Regions from separate parts of the Homo sapiens genome. Here region 2 is linked to region 1. The links are chromatin loops, found by intact Hi-C in ENCODE. Cell type or tissue: PC-3. All regions are shown on one strand. Each heading gives the region's core, and the rest is flanking DNA. Links, peaks and the distances in the headings are about the cores only.

What was found. A loop is a pair of places that touch in the nucleus more often than their neighbours do. Peaks named below come from ENCODE experiments on the same cell type or tissue, not always from the same donor. Only the 100,000 strongest peaks of a DNase experiment are listed, where the experiment ranks them.
Region 2: it touches region 1 in a loop (3-fold over the local background); 2 of 110 quality-filtered maps call a loop at or near these places.

Annotation. Positions count from the first base shown.
Region 1 is chr6:128,654,478-128,657,409 of GRCh38, reverse strand. The region is part of intron 1 of LOC105377998 (a long non-coding RNA gene); the gene reads right to left. Among named protein-coding and RNA genes, the nearest start is that of PTPRK, 140 kb to the right of the region's middle. RefSeq lists an enhancer at 675-1,874. In PC-3, for the core only: no CTCF peak of the experiment used is centred there; a DNase peak (open chromatin) is centred at 1,149; H3K27ac peaks cover 1,542 bases.
Region 2 is chr6:128,724,631-128,727,562 of GRCh38, reverse strand. No RefSeq gene overlaps it. Among named protein-coding and RNA genes, the nearest start is that of LAMA2, 160 kb to the left of the region's middle. In PC-3, for the core only: a CTCF peak has its summit at 1,748 (motif pointing left); no DNase peak of the experiment used is centred there.

The DNA.
Region 1 (2,932 bases), core at 104-2,603:
TTCTGCTTCTTACTGAGCATTAAGTTCATTTATTCACCTCTTTCTCTGAACACCCCAGTGATATCATAACTAAGATATCTCTTCTACAGTGTCCTAAGATTACATCTTATTCATTCAAGTGACTCTCCTTGTTTTCAATTTAAATTTTACAGCCCAGATTTAAAGTCCCAGGAAAATAATGCTAATTAGGCCATCTTGATTCAGATGGTCACTGGATTAAAATAAACCATCATCAAAGAGGAAGAATCAGATTGTGCCAACAGGGCTATTATGGACCCACCCCCATGCTGCTATGGATTAGCCAAGTGATGAGAGGAGTAGTCAGGAAGGAGAAAAATATGAGAGACGGAACAACACTCTAATATGTCTACAAAAATAAAATATATATTCAAAAATCTACCAGAAAATGGAATTTAATGCTTTTCAGGTCTCTAGATTAAATATTAATTCATTCGTATACATTAAAGAGAAGAAACAATAAATGTAAAGATTTTATACTTTTTACTATATTAGAATTTTAATTCTGTTCCAGCCTGGGCAACATAGCAAGATTCCACTGCTACAAAATAATTTTTTTAATTAGCCAGTCATAGTGCATGTATGGAGTCCCAGGAGTTTGATGTTACAAAGCTATGATTGAGCCACTGCACTCCACCCTGGGCAAAAGAGCAAGACCCTGTCTGCCACTGCCTCCCCTCACCGACCAATCCACCACAAAAAAAATTATTTTAATTCTATGGACAATGAAATAGAACCAAAATAAGGGCAAGGTCAAACTAGAAGATATTAACAAATAAATAATACCCAAAAATCTAGATTATAAAGGAGCTCATACAAATAAGATAGATGGTCCTAGCAAAGATTTTTTTTTAAATAGGAATATGTTCAAAAATTCTTAATTCACAGTAATTATAGTCACAACATTTACAATGAAATTGATCTTTGAGATAAAACTGGTAAAAATCAACACAAAATTACTGAATTACTCATATATAAGAATGACTCATAGGACTATCAGTATTTGTGAATAAAGAGTTTTGGAAACCCCAAGTGAGATGACTAATTAGCAAAGATTGTAATGTCACTGGGACTGAGAGAGCTACAAACTTACCACAAAAGAAAGAGGGTTTATCAAGCAGGGGTATGTTGGCATGCAACAAAAGGAAACGGAGACCAAGAGGGCTAGATTCACAGGGAATCTCCACCATTGTCCTGGAGAGAGGATGTCTAGTCAGCTGACATGAGCTTCCTTGCCTATGTGAGAGATATGTCTGACAATGAGGAAATGATGCCTTAAAATTGATTGACATCACCACAAAACATTTCATTTCCCTGGCTAACACCACTCAGGAGCCAGTATACTCTAATCCCTGACAAACTGCTCAGGTCTCTTTGGAGAAAGCTACATTTTGCTGGTCAGAGTACCAGAGGGGAAAGTTACACAGAGATTCAGAAATCTTCACAGGATCTCCCTTCCCTCAAGGCTTTGGCTGAGTATTAATCAGGGTATTTCTGTGAGGAAACTCTCTGAGGATGGAAAAAGAACAACCCAAAAGGATTAGAGGAGAAAATTTACAGAGTTTTCACAGGGCCAAGAATAGTTTCTCTACCCACTAGTCAGAGTGGAAAATGGGGCATTGAGTAGTATATGCATAATGGCTTTTCTTCAGTAGCGTGACAAAATTAGCTGCTCTAATCCCACCTAACAAAGATTAAATTCAAGACCTGAAAGAACCCATCTGTTTCCGAGTAACTTAACTATGTCCCAGAACAAAGCTCAACAACATTTATAGTAATACAAAAATATCCATCACTCAATGAGGTAAATTTCACAAAGTCTGCCATACAAACATAAAAAAGCAGGAAAATAAGACTCATAACGAAGAGAAAAAATTAAATCAAAACTGACCCAGAAATTATGAAGATGATAGAACATATAAACAAAGACATTAAAACAGTTATTACAACTCTATCCAGGTGTTCAAGAACCAATAGGTCCCAGATATCTATGTTAGTTTTCTGCCTTAATGATGTGTCTAACACTGTCAGTAAGGTGTTAAGTCTCCCACAATTATTGTGTGGTTATCTAAGTCTCTTTATAGGTCTCTAAGAATTTGTTTTATGTGGCCCAATGTTGGCTGCCTAAATATTTAGGATAGTTAAGTTAAGTTAGGATAGTTAAGTTAAGTTAGGATAGTTAAGCTTAATAGAGGAAATATTAAGCATTTTAAATAGAAACATGGATGATATGAAGAAGACCTAACTCAAACCAGAGATAAAAATAGCAAAGTAAAAATAAGCTTTAATGCTTAATTCAAATCATACATAAAAATTAACTTAAATCATAGCCCTAAGTGTGAAAGTTAAAACTGTAAAACTTCTAGAATAAAATATAGTAGAAAATATTTGTGACCTTGCTATACTGTTTATATTGTTTTTTGTGTTATTTTTACATACTATGTAGAAAGCATGAACGTAAAAGAAAAACTGATGCTTGTACTCCATCAAGATTAAAAATGACTGCCCTTTGAAAGACACTTTGACAAAAATAAAAAGGCAAGATAAAGTCTGGGAGTAAACATTTACAGTACAAATTTCTGACAAAGGATTAGTTTCCAGAATATATAAAGACCTCTTACAACTAAATAATAAGAAAAACAATCAAATTTTAAATGGACAGAGAGTTGAACTGATGCATCACATAGAAAGATATATAAATTGCTAATGGGCATATGAAACATCATTAATCAACAGAAAAATCAAAATTAAGTCCACCAAATGCCCGTTAGAAATTGCTAAAGTTAAAAGTCTGACAATACAAAATACTGGCAAAAATGTGGAGCAATTAGAACTCTACTATAATGTTGGTGGGAATAATCAACCATCATTTGGAAAACATTTTGTGAGTCCCTTGTAAAGCGAAACATGAACA
Region 2 (2,932 bases), core at 259-2,758, 70 kb before region 1:
CTTAATGCTGTTATGCAACATTTTAGTCTTATATTGAAAAATATGGCAAAGAGTCTCTTAAAATTAGAAATTCATTTCTTCACAACTGTTTTCAGTTTCTCATATGTTTGACACTGTGATATATGTTGGTGATGCCACAAGGAACAAGACAGTCTCAACTTCTGTGAGTGTATAGATTAGGTGCAGGAAACCAAAGACATAATTATGAGGTAATGAGAAAATTACAGTAATAACATATATACAAATTGCCAAGGCGCACAGAGGAAGGAGAAATTTGTTGTTCCTCTGAATTTGGGGAAAGCTATAGATGGGGGGGATCCTGCCTAAAGAACCAATTAAATGTCATTATATCCTGTTTAACCATTCCCTGTCTTCCCAACACACTCAAACATCACTGTCCCCAAGGAGTGAGTTACCCAGTTGTTGCTACAAAGGCTGCTGGCTCTGCTAGTTGATGTGCTTCCTTTGTGGGAAAATTGAGGATGTTGTGTGATCCCCACTTTTTTCAGATAGGCACTCTACTGATCCCACTACTGTGTCCAAAATGCCACTGTTAGAATCATTCATTTGAAATTACATCAGTATCTTCAGAAAATTCCTGGTAATTGTGCATTTCCCACCTCATGTTTAGGTGCTTTGGGGGCACTTATGCATGTGTGCTGTGTAACTGATATGCAGTTTTGTGGTTGGGTAGCCAATTCGGCACAACCTAAAGTTTAGGAATGTATTCATATATTCTGGTGTCTGGCAGCCTCAGTTCAGATCCTGCTTCTGGCATTCCATTTACATTACTGTGCCTCAGTTTCTTCACCTCGAAAATGAAGATGCGAAGCCTCTGTGCTTAGCAAATAAACATTTCATAACTGAGATTATTATCTTTATAATCTGGATGAATGAAATAAAAGATCAATGGGAACACTTTCAAAACAAGGAAAAAGTATAAGGGCAGAGGTAACTGTTTTTAAATGAAAGCAAAAACAGTTCAAGACTGTTGGAGAGAATTGTGATCTCTTTTAGAGCCATATTATGTGTGAAATAATCCAGCTAAGAAGAAATAGGGACAGAGTGAGACACCAGCTTCCTGACAAAATTATTAAACTTACCTTCAAAACAACTGCAGAGCAAATCTATGAACTAGTGATTTCTACTATGCAAATTCTTTGCATCATTATACATGGAAATATTCTTTCAACCAGACACTCACACACACGCCAAACAAAAAAGCATGAACAAACATTATATATTTCAGCATACACTTTTTATCTAAAATTTCATTCTCAGCTAACTTTTATAAGCCCATAGTCTGATATGCATAATCATTAAGTCCTCCCATTTCATTTTATGAAGACATTTGTACTATTTTCTTAAGTAAACTCAGTATCATATCTATAATACAGGTTATTAAATTAAAAATGCATTTTTAAATTTAATGGTTTCAAATAATACCCTATAAATAATACTCTAAAATGCTTATTTTTTTTAGTCCTACCTCAAGCTGAATAAATTTTTATTCTCAGAATATTTTTGCCCCCCAAAAGCTCAACATCATTTCCTCATTCATAAAATTTTGTTACAAATTTGGGCTTCAGGACAGGGCAAGGACAAAAAGCAACATTACTAGCACTCTTAGAGCCAAAGTCTTTTGCTTTTCTTTACAAAATTCCTTACTTTCTTTGGAGATTAATGGGCTGTCAGTGGGTTCTGGACAATGACTAAAACTTTAAAATAAGGAAGGGTGACCCCTAGCGTTGGCCTTTAGAAACCAAATTCATGCAAAGTTTCAACAATGTGGGGAAGAATTCAATAACATGCATTATTTTAAAAAGTCAAAATACTGAATTTATTTACCTTAATTGCCTTTAGACACATAAATCGCTATTATTTAAGATATCATTCAAATGCTTTAAGAGAATCTTTCAAATGACAACAATTCCTCCCACAGAAACTCCCCTTCACTGATGAAAAGTGTACAAATCAAAAATGAATAACATAAAAGGAAAAGGCACAAGATTTGCTTGAGTGAGCAAAGAGAAAACTAGTCAAGGAAAAAAAATAAAGGCTAAATATTAACTCCACATTGTACTGAAGATGACAATTCATACTTAAGCCGCAGCATTAGACTTCTGTGAAGTATTTAGTAAGGAAATCTTGAGAGAATCATTTACTTCCTTACTAGTTTTTGCCTCAAAAAATTTACCTTCACAAGCTCAAGGTCATTAGTCCTGCAGAAGCAGGAAAATAGTTCAGCTTAAACACCTGTCACTTGTGACAAAATGAATGAAATGAGAGGTCAAAAGTGACTTACTGCATCATTTGAACTCATTGTCACTCAACAAGAGGAGATTTTGGCAAAAAGCGCACATGCTAGGACAGGGAAATCTTACATTTGAAGGGAAATTCTTCCTGGAGAAAAAAAATATACAGTATGTAGGAAAGCCCTGACATTCTTTCTTAATAAGTTTTATTGCCATTATTTACTAAATCTCTTGACTGGAGCTGGCTTGGCACCAGCACAGAGCTAAGCAAAAATTAGACGTTTCATGCTCCCCTTTTGAGTCTCAGGTGCCAAAGTGGCATAAGAGACGCTTAGGCAAAGTTTGTGCTGAGGACAGCTCTGCCACTTCCTTGTACTTGTACGGACATGAGAAGAAACAGTACAGAATGATGAGGGAATTAAGCATGAGAAGGAATTGGAATATGGCGATGAAACTGCCAATTTAATATGGTAGGTGGAATTTAAAAGGACAATAGAAATTTTATATTAACAATAACTGAAGACACATCATCCATCATCCATACAACACGGTTAGTTCTTAGGATTTGAATTTATTTTCTCACTGTTCTACTGCTTCCATGAAAAGAGAGCCTTTTGCTTGGTGAGATCTTTACAGTTGGTATCTTATGCTTTCTAAGTGCCAGTTCTACCAGCAAA